Regions from separate parts of the Homo sapiens genome. Here region 2 is linked to region 1. The links are chromatin contacts, found by Hi-C or POLR2A ChIA-PET in ENCODE. All regions are on one chromosome and are shown on one strand. Each heading gives the region's core, a stretch centred on a gene start or an enhancer-like site at or near the end of the contact. The rest is flanking DNA. Distances are from core to core; before and after follow the strand shown. Region 1 holds the start of CREBL2 (cAMP responsive element binding protein like 2). Region 2 overlaps DUSP16 (dual specificity phosphatase 16).

Region 1 (5,871 bases), core at 1,742-4,241:
AAAAAAAAACTAATGCCCTACAAATCTTACTATGGCAAAACTGGAAGAGTCTACAATGTTACCCAGCATTCTGTTGGCATTGTTGTAAACAAAAAAGGGAAAGATTCTTGCCAAGAGAATTAATGTGTATATTGAGCATATTAAGTACTCTTAAGAGCTGACAGCTTCCAGAAACGTGTGAAGGAAAATGATCAGAAAAAAAAGCCAGTGAGACCCTCATCTCTGCAAAAAATTAGCTAGGAATGGATGTGCATTCCTGTAGTCCCAGCCACTTGGGAGGCTGAGGTGGAGGATTGCTTTGAGCCCAGGAGTTCGAGGCTGCAGTGAGTTGTGATCACACCAACGCACCCCAGCCTGGGCAACAGTGCAAGACCCTATTTCAAAAAAAAAAAAAAAAAAGGAAACTAAATAAGAAAGGTACCTGGGTTCAATTGAAGCACCAGCCTACTCCACCAGTGGAAAACAGCCTGAGCTACTAGAACTTATTCCCTATGAATTCGTGGCATAATAGGGGTAAAAAAGACAAAAGGTGTAAAAACGTTTATCTTCATTGAGTAGAAGTGTGATGTCCTGGCCGGGCGCAGTGGCTCACACCTGTATTCCTAGCACTTTGGGAGGCTGAGGTGGGCGGATCACCTGAGGTCACTCGAGTTTGAGACCAGCCTGATCAACATGGTGAAACCCTGTCTCTACGAAAAATAAAAATTTAGCTGGATGTGGTGGCACACGCCTGTAGTCCCAGCTACTCAGGAGGCTGAGGCAGGAGAATTGCTTGAACCCAAGAGCAATTCTCGGCAGTGAGCCGAGATCGTGCCACTGTACTCCAGCCTGGGCGATACAGCGGAGACTCCGTCTCAAAAAAAAAAAAAAAAAAAAGAAAAAAAAGAAAAAAGAAAGAAGTGTGATGTCCCCTCCCCAAAGAAATATTCAAAGCAAAAAAAAAAAAAAATTACTTGCTGATTTTTCTGGAAAACTTTTAGAACGCTACCCTTCTGTCTTGGAAATACCACTTCCCCAATATCATACCCCACGAATGTTACTATAGTAAAACTGAAGAGTCTACAATGTTATCCCGCATTCTGTTGCATTGTTGTAAACAAACAAGGGCAAGATTCTTGTCAAGGGAATTAATGTGTGTACTGAGCATATTAAGCACTCTTATGAGCTGATAGCTTCCTGAAACTCGCCCCCCTTCTGTCTTGGAAATACCACTTCCTATTAAGAGGGGTTTACTACTTCACAAGCAATCCGTTCCTCTAGGTGAGTAACAATTCCAGAGTACTGCACTGGGCTTTCCCTTCCATCTGTCACTTCCTCACAGCCTTCTACATGAAGAGGAAGAGAAAACAAGAAGGAAAGAATAAAACAAGGAACACAGAGAAGTTGGAAATTTTTTGAATCTCTCTGAGGATATGTGAAACAAAAACTGCAGCAGCAGCAAAAAAAGACACCCAAACAAAGGACAAAGCTATCGTAAAGAGTATGCCAAAGACTGTGAAACAGAAGACGCTGAGAAGCACAAAGAAGGACGGTTTTTACTTTAAAAACTGGCAAATTTTAGAAGTCTGATTCCTTAAAATAAAAAAGTCCAAATCCAAAACAACCTGAAACATCAATAAACAAATCTTTGACCATCCCTATCTTCAGGAAATAAAACTAAACAACACTAATGTGGGTAGATGTAAAGAGAGAAAGGCGGCCAGGCGCGGTGGCTCACGCCTGTAATCCCAGCACTTTGGGAGGCCGAGGCGAGCGGACACCTAAGATTGGGAGTTCGAGACCAGCCTGACCAACATGGAGAAACCCCATCTCTACCAAAAATACAAAATTAGCCGGGCATGGTGGTGCATGCCTGTAATCCCAGCTGCTCGGGAGGCTGAGGCAGGAGAATCGCTTGAACCCGGGAGGCGGAGGTTGTGGTGAGCCGAGATCGCGCCATTGCACTCCAGCCTGGGCGACAAGAGCGAAACTCCGTCTCAATTAATAAATAAAGACAAAAAGGCTATACATAGATAAACTATTTGGATTAACCAATAATGAACATTATCTATTATTTTATAATCATAAAGTAAGTGATTTGGACAGGGAAATTGGATGGTGATGGGCTATTAAAGTTAACAAGAGGAAAATCAGTATTTTTTTAGAGAAGGCTTTCTAGTGGAGGTTAAACTCCACACTGGCCAAATAGCAACAGGAGCTTAGCGGTGTTCCAACCAACCACAGGAAATAGCTCAGAGGGGGAGTGAACTGATTATATGAATGGGGCATTGAGTAAGGGAGCCTGAGAGAAGGGGAATCGTCAAGGGGAATAAGGCTGGTTCAGCGTGCACTAAAGTCTCCAAACTGGAGAGAGGAGGCAGCAAAAAAGTGCAAGAAGAAAAAGTACAGTAGTTTCTTATCTCGACAGGCAAGTTAAGGACTAGGGGTTGCACTACCTGGAAAGCTAGCAAACGCCCTGGGAGTGAAAAATTTCCAGAGAGGGCCCTTCCTGGAAAAACGCAGCCCCGGTGTTCCCTGATTTCCTGGCTGGGTACCATCGGGCAGTGGACTGGAGAGGCGCAGGGATGTTTTAGGCAGGTGTCTCTTGGGTGTTGGCGTGGACTACATAGCGGAGGTTCAGCCGCGGGACTAGCATTGAGCGACAAGAAGGCGGCGGCGCGTGCAAACCACAAGACTTACCTTACTGTCATCCATCGCGGCAGACAGGCCGGCCTGGCCAGGCACTCCCTCCCGGAGCCCTCCCCCGGCTCAGCCGGCCTGGCCCGGCCCCCGCCCCGAGGAAGAAGGGGATATGGTTCTGGCTGCCTCCTCCTCTCGCCTAACAGTTCGCTTCCCTGATGCCAGAGTCACGGGGACGAGGGACCAGTTCAGGAATGGCAGAGCGGACCCTGGAGGCGGCCCCAAACGCCTCCCTTCGCCGCCGCCGCCTCCTCCTCCCCCTCCATGACAGTCTCTGGGTGTTTACAGACGCTCTGGAGAGCCGCCGAGACCGGAGGGTGGGCGGGAGCGCTGCACACGGAATGGCCCCTTCGGCTGCCGTAGCACCGCGGCATTCTGGGAATTGTGATTTTTCTTATCACAGTCTCTGCGCTACTGACTGGAAAAAAAACTACGATGTCCACATAGCCTCATTAAGGGGCAGCTGTTTTCCTTTTGCCTACTAGCTAGCGCTGAGGAGGCGGGGCTGGGCTGGAGGCCCAAAGTGCGCCTGACCTGAGGTTTTGGCTCCTAAGTGCCAGGGCCTGGAATGGCGGGGACGGGAGTTTGGTGCTCTGCGGAGGCAGCCCTGAAGGCGGGGTGCCGGAAGCAGGCCCTCCTCTGGGACGCTGAGGAAACCCTAAAGGTTCTTTATTTAAAAAAAAACGAAAAACAAAAACTAAGTATGTAAAATAGTGCAGCTACTTTGGGAAGAAATTTGGCAGTTCTTCAGAATATTGGCCACTCCCATACCCAAGAGAAATTAAAACGAGTGACTACACAAAAACTTGTATATAAATGTTCTTTCCTAGCAGCATTATTCATAATAGTCAAAAAGTGGAAACAACGCAAATGTCCTTTACTGGATGAATGGATAAACCAGTGTGGACTATACAAATTAAGAAATACTGGCCAGGGGTGGTGGGTCACGCCTGTAATCCCAGCACGTTGGGAGGCCGAGGCGGGAGGATTGCTTTAGCCCAAGAGTTCGAGACCAGCCTGGGCAACATAGCAAAACCTGTCTCTACAAAAAAATACAAAAATTAGTCGAGTGTGGTGGCACATGCCTGTAATCCCAGTTACTGGGGAGGCTGACATGAGAGGATCACTTGGGCCTGGGAGGCAGAGGCTGCAATAAGCCAAGATTGTACCACTGCACTCCAGCCTGGGCGACAGAGCCAGACACTGTATTTAAAAAAAAAAAAAAGAAGAAGAAGAATGAAAGAAGGAAGAAGAACGATGAAGGAAGAAGAAGGAGAAGAAGGAAGAAGAAAGAAGAAGGAAGAAGACCCATATAGTAAGATGCAGTCTCTACAAAAAAAATTAAAAATTAGTTGGGTGTGTTACAAAAAATTTAAAAATTACTTGGGTGTGGTGGTGGTGCTTGTAGTCCTAGCCACTCGGGAGGCCCAGGTGGGAGGATCGTTTGAGCCCTGGAGTTGGAGGCTGAAGTGAGCTGTGATCACGGCACTCCAGCCTGGGCAACAGAGCAAGACTCTGTCTCAAAAAAAAAGGAAAGAAATATTATTCAGCAATGAAAAAAAATGAAGGGATATACACACTTCAATATGTCTGAACCTTGAAAACTTTATGTGAAGTGAAAAAAGCCAGACACAATAGGCCACATATTGTATGATTCCATTTATAATGAAGTGTCTGGAACAGGCACATCTAAATAGACCAAAAAATCCATTAGTGGTTGCCAAGGGCTAGGGTTGAAGAATGGCAGGGATGGAGGGATCCTGGAAAGGAGAGTGACGGTTAATGAGTACTGGGTTTCTTTTTGAGGTGATGAAAATGATCTAAAATTCAGCCGGGCATGGTGGCTCACGCCTGTAATCCCAGCACTTTGGGAGGCCGAGGTGGGCTGATCACCTGAGGTCAGGAGTTCGAGACCAGCCTGACCAACATGGAGAAACCCATCTCTACTAAAAATACAAAGTTGGCCAGGCCTGGGAGAGCATACCTGTAATCCCAGCTACGTGGGAGGCTGAGGCAGGAGAATGGCTTAAACCCAGGAGGCGGAGGTTGCAGTGAGTTGAGACCGTGCCATTGCACTCCAGCCTGAGCAACAAGAGCGAAACTCCGACTCAAAAAAAAAAAAAAAAAAAAAGAAGAAAAGAAAATTATCTAAAATTGATTTTGGTGATGGTTGCACATCCTGTGAATATATTAAAAACCACTAAATTGTAGTTTAACTGTAGTTAAACCACTTTAAATGAGTGGATTATATCTCAATAAAGTTATTTTAAAAATAACTGGCTGTGTCCTCATTTAATAAAGTCAGTGAGCTTGTTTTTACTGTTGTTTTTGTTTTGGCCTACCTCGGGCCTTTGAGAACTTGACAAAGATTGCATATTTGTCAATGCTGCTCCTGAAGAGCCCTTTGGCTCACACCTTTTCAAAGACTCACAAAGTGCTTTCTCAACCCTTGCAAAATCCAACTGAGGTAGAGTTCTCAGATTTAGCAATATAGACACAGAATACTCAATTACATTCGAATTTCAGATAAACCGCAAATACTCTTTTAGGAAAGTGTGTCCCATGCAACTTTTTTTTTTTTTTTTGAGACAGAGTTTCGCTCTGTCACCCAGGCTGGAGTGCAGTGGTGCAATCTCGGCTCATTACAGCCTCTGCCTCCCAGGTTCATGCCATTCTCCTGCCTCAGCCTCCCGAGTAGCTGGGACTACAGGCGCCCACCACCACGCCCAGCTAATTTTTGTATTTTTAGTACAGACTGGGTTTCACCGTGTTATCTAGGATGGTCTCTATCTCCTGACCTCGTGATCCGCCCGCCTCGGCCTCCCAAAGTGCTGGAATTACAGGCATGAGCCACTGCACCTAGTAGGTGTATTAACTTCTAAAATTACAGTGTAAATCCTCAAGGACTTTATAATCCAGGAGGTGACATACAGAAAACTTAGACCATTCACTAAACAAAGCATCTGGTAAAAAATAATACAGATCAAGTTTAATATCTATGTGGTGATAAGTTGAAGGTAAGAGGATGTAAAACTTATGGTGGGCAGGGAAAGCTGCGCATCAGACTGATTAGAAGAGCAAACACAGCAAAGTGTTTTTTAAATGGTTAGGGGAAGAATGTGCTCTCAGCATCCTGGATGTGTTCTATATCTACGGTTCTCAATCTTTTTTTCCTATATCATCTTCTCAAAA
Region 2 (5,337 bases), core at 1,382-3,881, 77 kb after region 1:
TTATCGTGTTCTACTTAGAGGGGCTTTCAGTCTCTGATACTTAGTGATGCTTATGTGACACTTAAATATGTTGATAGCAAATGGTGATAGGTTTCTTTTGAATGTATTTCATAATCTGTCCAGTAGAGAATTAGACTGTGGAGCTTTGTGAGCATATTTTTAGGGTCTATGCCGTGGACTATGTTTTAGATGAGATGGTGAAATTAGATATTTTGGCATTTAGCCATTGAGTTTCTTAATAGACAGTTCTATGGTCTGGTTTATATTAAGTTTCATCAATAGCAAGCTTACTGTATTTGTAATGATTTTGCTTATAATTTTAATTTTGAATATGTGTTCTTTGATACTGAAGGTTACATTTGGCAAAGGAACATTGCCTGGTACTGAATCATATATAGTTATATTGCTTTGTGTAGAATACATATGAATGTCTTTTACCTTGTAGCATTGCTGTCATAGGGCTATGTAATTACATTTAAAAACTTTTTAAAAATTTGCTCACACTATAGTCACTGTTGGATGAATGTCATGATAGTGTATTAAAATTCATTTAGGTTTCACTTTGACTTCCACATCTTTTTTTCATGACATGACATGAGTTACGTCTTATTAAAAATATATATAGTTTTCTGTTATGAAAGTTATCTATAAAATAGGAAACTTAGAAATTACAGAAAAATATATTGAAGAAAGTCATCCTTGAAGAAATGTCAACCTTCAGAGTCTACCTATTTTTCAGCCTTTTATTTCAGCCTGTTTTTTTGAGATGGAGTTTTGCTCTTGTTGCCCAGGCTAGATAGAGTGCAGTGGCGTGATCTTGGCCCACCGCAACCTCCACTTCCTGGGTTCAAGCAATTCTCCTGCCTCAGCCTCCCGAGTAGCTGGGCTTACAGGAATGCGCCACCATGCCTGGCTAATTTTTGTGTTTTTAGTAGAGATGGGGGTTTCTCCATGTTTGTCAGGCTGGTCTCGAACTCCCGACCTCAGGCGATCCGCCCACCTCGGCCTCCCAAAGTGTTGGGATTACAGGTGTGAGCCACCGCATCGGCGTTTTTTTTTTGAGATGGAGTTTCGTTCTTGTTGCCCAGGCTGGATTGCAATGGCAGCGATCTTGGCTCACTGCGACCTCTGCCTCCCAGGTTTAAGTAATTCTCTTGCCTCAGCTTCCTGAGTAGCTAAGATTACAGGCATGTGCCACCATGTCCGGCTAATTTTTGTATTTTTAGTAGAGACAGGGTCTCACCATGTTGGCCAGGCTGGTCTTGAACTCCTAACTTCAGGTGATCCATCAGCCTCGGCCTCCCAAAGTGCTGGGATTACATGCATGAGCCACTGTGCCCGGCCTATTTCAGCCTTTTATTATGTCTAATTATTCTGGTTTATAAACAATGACCTAATTAGTAAAACTTGAGCCTGTACATAGTGCTCATTTTGCTTTACATTAGCTTATGTGAAGCTGGGACAGAATAAGACATTGAGATATTTTCAGATATTATTCTGGTGCAATAATTCAATCATGTAGTCTAGATAGCCATTTTCATGGGTACTTTCAGTGCCCATGACATATAATAAGGGTATATCTTGTGCCAGGCACATTGCCTTGGATTTAGACTATTAACAGTCTCTTGGCTCTCAGGTTTTATAGTTACCATTCTAGACTGAGCGCATCCATAGGCAACTAAAACTGTATGGTACTGTAAGGAGACTAGTCAGTCAGTCTCCTTAAATCTATTCTCACCTCAGTCCATTCTGAATAGAGTTACCAGAGTGAAATTCTCTTAGTAGTGTTCTTATGTTATTTTCATAAAGCGTACAGTGGCCTAGATGGCTTTAGACTTCAGGATTCTTTACCATCTAGCCCCTTTTACTCTACCAACTTATTTTGTTACTTGTTGACATAATCTGTAGCCAGGAAAGCCTGCATACAGTTTGTTATCCCTCTGTCTTTGCTCATGCGTTTTCTGCATCTGGAATCATCTTCCTCTCTTCTCTCTGCTGGTTCATGTCCCTATTTTCTTTCAAAACTCTCTTTGAAATTTACATTTTTCAGGAAGCCTTTCTCTTTGGCTTGCTGGACATCTGACCGGCATGTTATCTTTTCATATTTGTTCAAAATGTCATTTTCAACATTTACTCAACTAATTAATATCAAGGACTTGCCATCAATTCTCTTTTTCCCTGCATTGGGTTAGAAACCTAATTTAACTTCAACACTGACATATTGGTATTTTAGAGTGGGAAATTGAGACTTTGATAGGAAGGTGTTTGTTGCTGCTGCAGGTAATGTGCCTGAACCCAACTGACATTACACCCAGAATTATAGAGGGCCAAGTATAGTACTGTGTAAAAATGACAGAATAACCTCTTAAAAAAGAAAAAATAAAAAAGAATAGCAAATAGAAACACCATTCTCTCAAACTTTGATTTGTAGAAGCAGATGTTTTGTAAAAAAAAATTTTTTTCCCCTTAGACTCATTGATATTTATCTTCTTCTATGGGATATAGCCCATTACTATTTGTTTTGCTATTAAGATTGTTTGGGAAACCCTTCTAAAGAATCAGACAACAGCGTTACTGGGAGCTGAGGTAAGGAGAACTAACAGCTCACCGAGGCTGGTGGAGGAGGATGGGCAGGGCTGAGCGGCTGAGCACTGGCACAGGTGTCCGTCCTAATGTGCCAGGCAGACTCTTGATGAAGCCAGCTTTTTCTGCATGTGCAGAGGTTATTTCTGCTTTTAGAATCTGAGCACTAGATTATAAAATAATTCAGATCTTGTTTGTTTTCTAAATAATCTAGTGTGAAAATCCTGAGAATTTGTGTCTTCCTGTGAGGCTTAGGTGGAAGTCTGACTTAGTATCTGGAACATGAGGTATTTAAGGGCTAATATAAATGTAAAATATTGAATTGATGATCTTTACTTAGTATAACCAACCATGTGTGAAACACCAAACTGGAAAAATTTTACCTTTCTCCTCCAAAATAAAACTTTTTTTTAGAGTAACAAATCAAAGATTTTAAAGGCTGATAGATGATAAAATACCTGAATTCACGGGTGACTGTCTCAAACCAGTCTGGAAAATATTACTTGTTATAATAGCAGTACATCAAGGGACTTGGCAGTTCCTCCTCAAAAAATAGAAAATGAATGTATGATAAGAGCTTAACATCAGACAGGAAGAGGCTTGGTTATACTCATGAAGAGAGAAATTAAGATGAATATGAGGATGAAGAAACAGCAAAGCCTCTAAGGACAAAAGAAGGGTCCAGAAACTACAGTTAGATGATGTGATGGAGCCGAATTATAGAAAAAGACAGTGGAAAGGACAAAGTGGAAAAAATAACCAAGGGATGAGGACAGAGAATGTTCCGACTCCCGTCTGGGGCTACTCCGCTAGCCTTTAGTGTCCTTGCTTTCCTGTGGTGCTGTGATTCTTCAGCCTAGGTCTTGGCCTGTCACTTTGTGGTACTTTGCTCCTGATACAGCTTCCTGATATCATTAACTTCCAGGGCCCCAGCAGGGGGAAGTGTGCGGACAGATGCAATGACTTAAATTAGCACAGACTAGGATCCTGCAGTGAATGAACAGCGATGCTGTTGCTGCATCTTTCTCTGCTACCTGGCCGCCCTTTCTTTTTTCCTTACCTGGTAGAGTAACAAAATCCCCAAAGGGGTCTCCTGCATACTGTGGGATTGGAAGAGAAGTGGAAATAGTTGCTCAGAGCAAGCCTTGAAAATCCCCTGTCACAAAGGAATTACCTGGAACAGTTACCCCAGAGTTACCCGTTTTAGTTTGTGTGTTGTAGGGTATAAACTCTCACACCATAATATGACTGCTTAATGATAAGTCAGCCCTGTCCCTGTTAGGAGACTTTGCTGAGAACTGAGGCACACTTACAGCAATATCTTTTTGTTCTAAGTGAAATAATCTTTAGATATTAGTGATCACTGAATTCCTCATTATACAAGTAGGAAAAACACAGGCTTGGGGAATGTCAAGTGACACTGTATACGCCATTTTAGCATTTTAGTAGATGAGTTGAAATTAGGAACAAGGTCTCCTGAGTCCTAGTCCACAGTATCTTTTAAAAACAATAACCTCACTTGTCTCTAAATTCCTAGGGTTAGTTTTGCCCTCATGGAGCAAAGAAACTGAGCAGGCCTAGGTTGTAGGTGACTGGCACAAAGAGACTGAGAGAAGGAAGCCTGTGGTGGAGTGTTCTGTGATTTTAGAGTTTTTGTAGCTCCTGCTTTTGCTGTTGAAGCTGAGCAAGGGGCCTGCAGCTACCCCTGGGCCTGGCTGGTGTCCCATTTTTGAGGCCCCAGAGTTATTTTTAGCCGCAGGGCCTTGGAAGCAGGTGTGGTCCGGGCTTGAAGGCCACGCCTGGAATGTGTTCAAACCTTGTTGTGCATGTCTGCTTAGGAGCTGAGAATAGTGACGAAGCCATTGCATATACTTTGTTAGAGGAATTTGCACTTTTCCAAGTGAGAGCAATGAAAGTCATCTTGCGTTGCATTTGTGACACTTTAAACAGGTTTATTTTGGAAACTTTATAAATTGAATGATCTTTTACAAGTATTAGTGAATATAATTAAAAAATACATTAGCTATAAATCCTTTGTATACCAAATAAACTTTTGTATTATAAGAGTCATACCCTAACTGACCTATTTTTAAAGTCTAGCTTCATAGTCATAAACATGTGATTTAAAATTTCATTTTTCTCACTTCCCCCACCCCTCAAACATTATTGCTGTTTAAAATAATTCTTTATAAATCCATTTCAGCTTTTACCTTGAGGGTAAACATTAATTTCCATACATTACATTTGTTCATCTTCTTTGTTTTTTTTTTTTTTTGAGACAGAGTTTCGCTCTCGTCCCCCAGGCTGGAGTGCAATGGAGCGATCCCGGCTCACTGCAACCTCCGCCTCCCAGGTTCAAGCGATTCTGCTGCCTCAGCCTCCCGAATAGCTGGGATTACAGGCATGCACCACCACGCCCAGCTAAGTTTTGTATTTTTAGTAGAGATGGGGTTTCACCATGTTGGCCAAGTAGTTCTCGAATTCTTGACCTCAGGTGATCTGCCCGCCTTGGCCTCCCAAAGTGCTAGGATAACAGGCATGAGCCACTGTGCCCAGTTCTCATCTTCTTAACCTTTGCCCACCCAAACTTTTATAATGGTCCTGAGAAGAAGGAGTACAGTAGGACCTGGTAATAGTTCCTGGGTCTGAATGTATGTCATGACCTTATATTAATATTTTTCATAATTTCCAAGGTTATGGAAAAGAGTATGACAATTACGTTTAATTACCTAAGTAAAACTATTACTATGTTTT

The links. Hi-C counts contacts between places; a loop is a spot of excess contacts on that map. ChIA-PET counts read pairs that join two places held with the same protein, here RNA polymerase II (POLR2A). Pooled maps may share reads with other maps.
Region 2: a loop to region 1 is called in a pooled map, with 2.3 times the contacts of the local background. The contact joins the enhancer-like site here to the promoter of CREBL2 in region 1. A Hi-C loop is called at or near these places in 1 of 168 maps with a recorded cell type or tissue (astrocyte of the cerebellum) and 1 of 50 pooled maps. POLR2A ChIA-PET finds 5 or more read pairs at or near these places in 7 of 52 experiments (GM12878, PC-9, T-cell and 4 more).

What each region holds. Positions count from the first base shown.
Region 1 is chr12:12,608,996-12,614,866 of GRCh38, reverse strand. It overlaps CREBL2 (cAMP responsive element binding protein like 2), which reads right to left and starts at 2,991. Exons shown (of 4, transcript NM_001310.4): 1 at 2,680-2,991. The coding sequence starts at 2,694. It also overlaps the pseudogene RPL21P136. RefSeq lists a silencer at 2,638-2,937 and enhancers at 3,098-3,147, 3,198-3,277, 2,871-3,622.
Region 2 is chr12:12,532,470-12,537,806 of GRCh38, reverse strand. All of the region lies in intron 1 of DUSP16 (dual specificity phosphatase 16), which reads left to right. Among named protein-coding and RNA genes, the nearest start is that of DUSP16, 28 kb to the left of the region's middle. RefSeq lists enhancers at 2,109-2,610, 2,792-3,757. Within about 2 kb of position 2,631, at least 9 of the 41 ENCODE cell types and tissues checked have a DNase peak (open chromatin) inside an H3K27ac peak, as active enhancers do.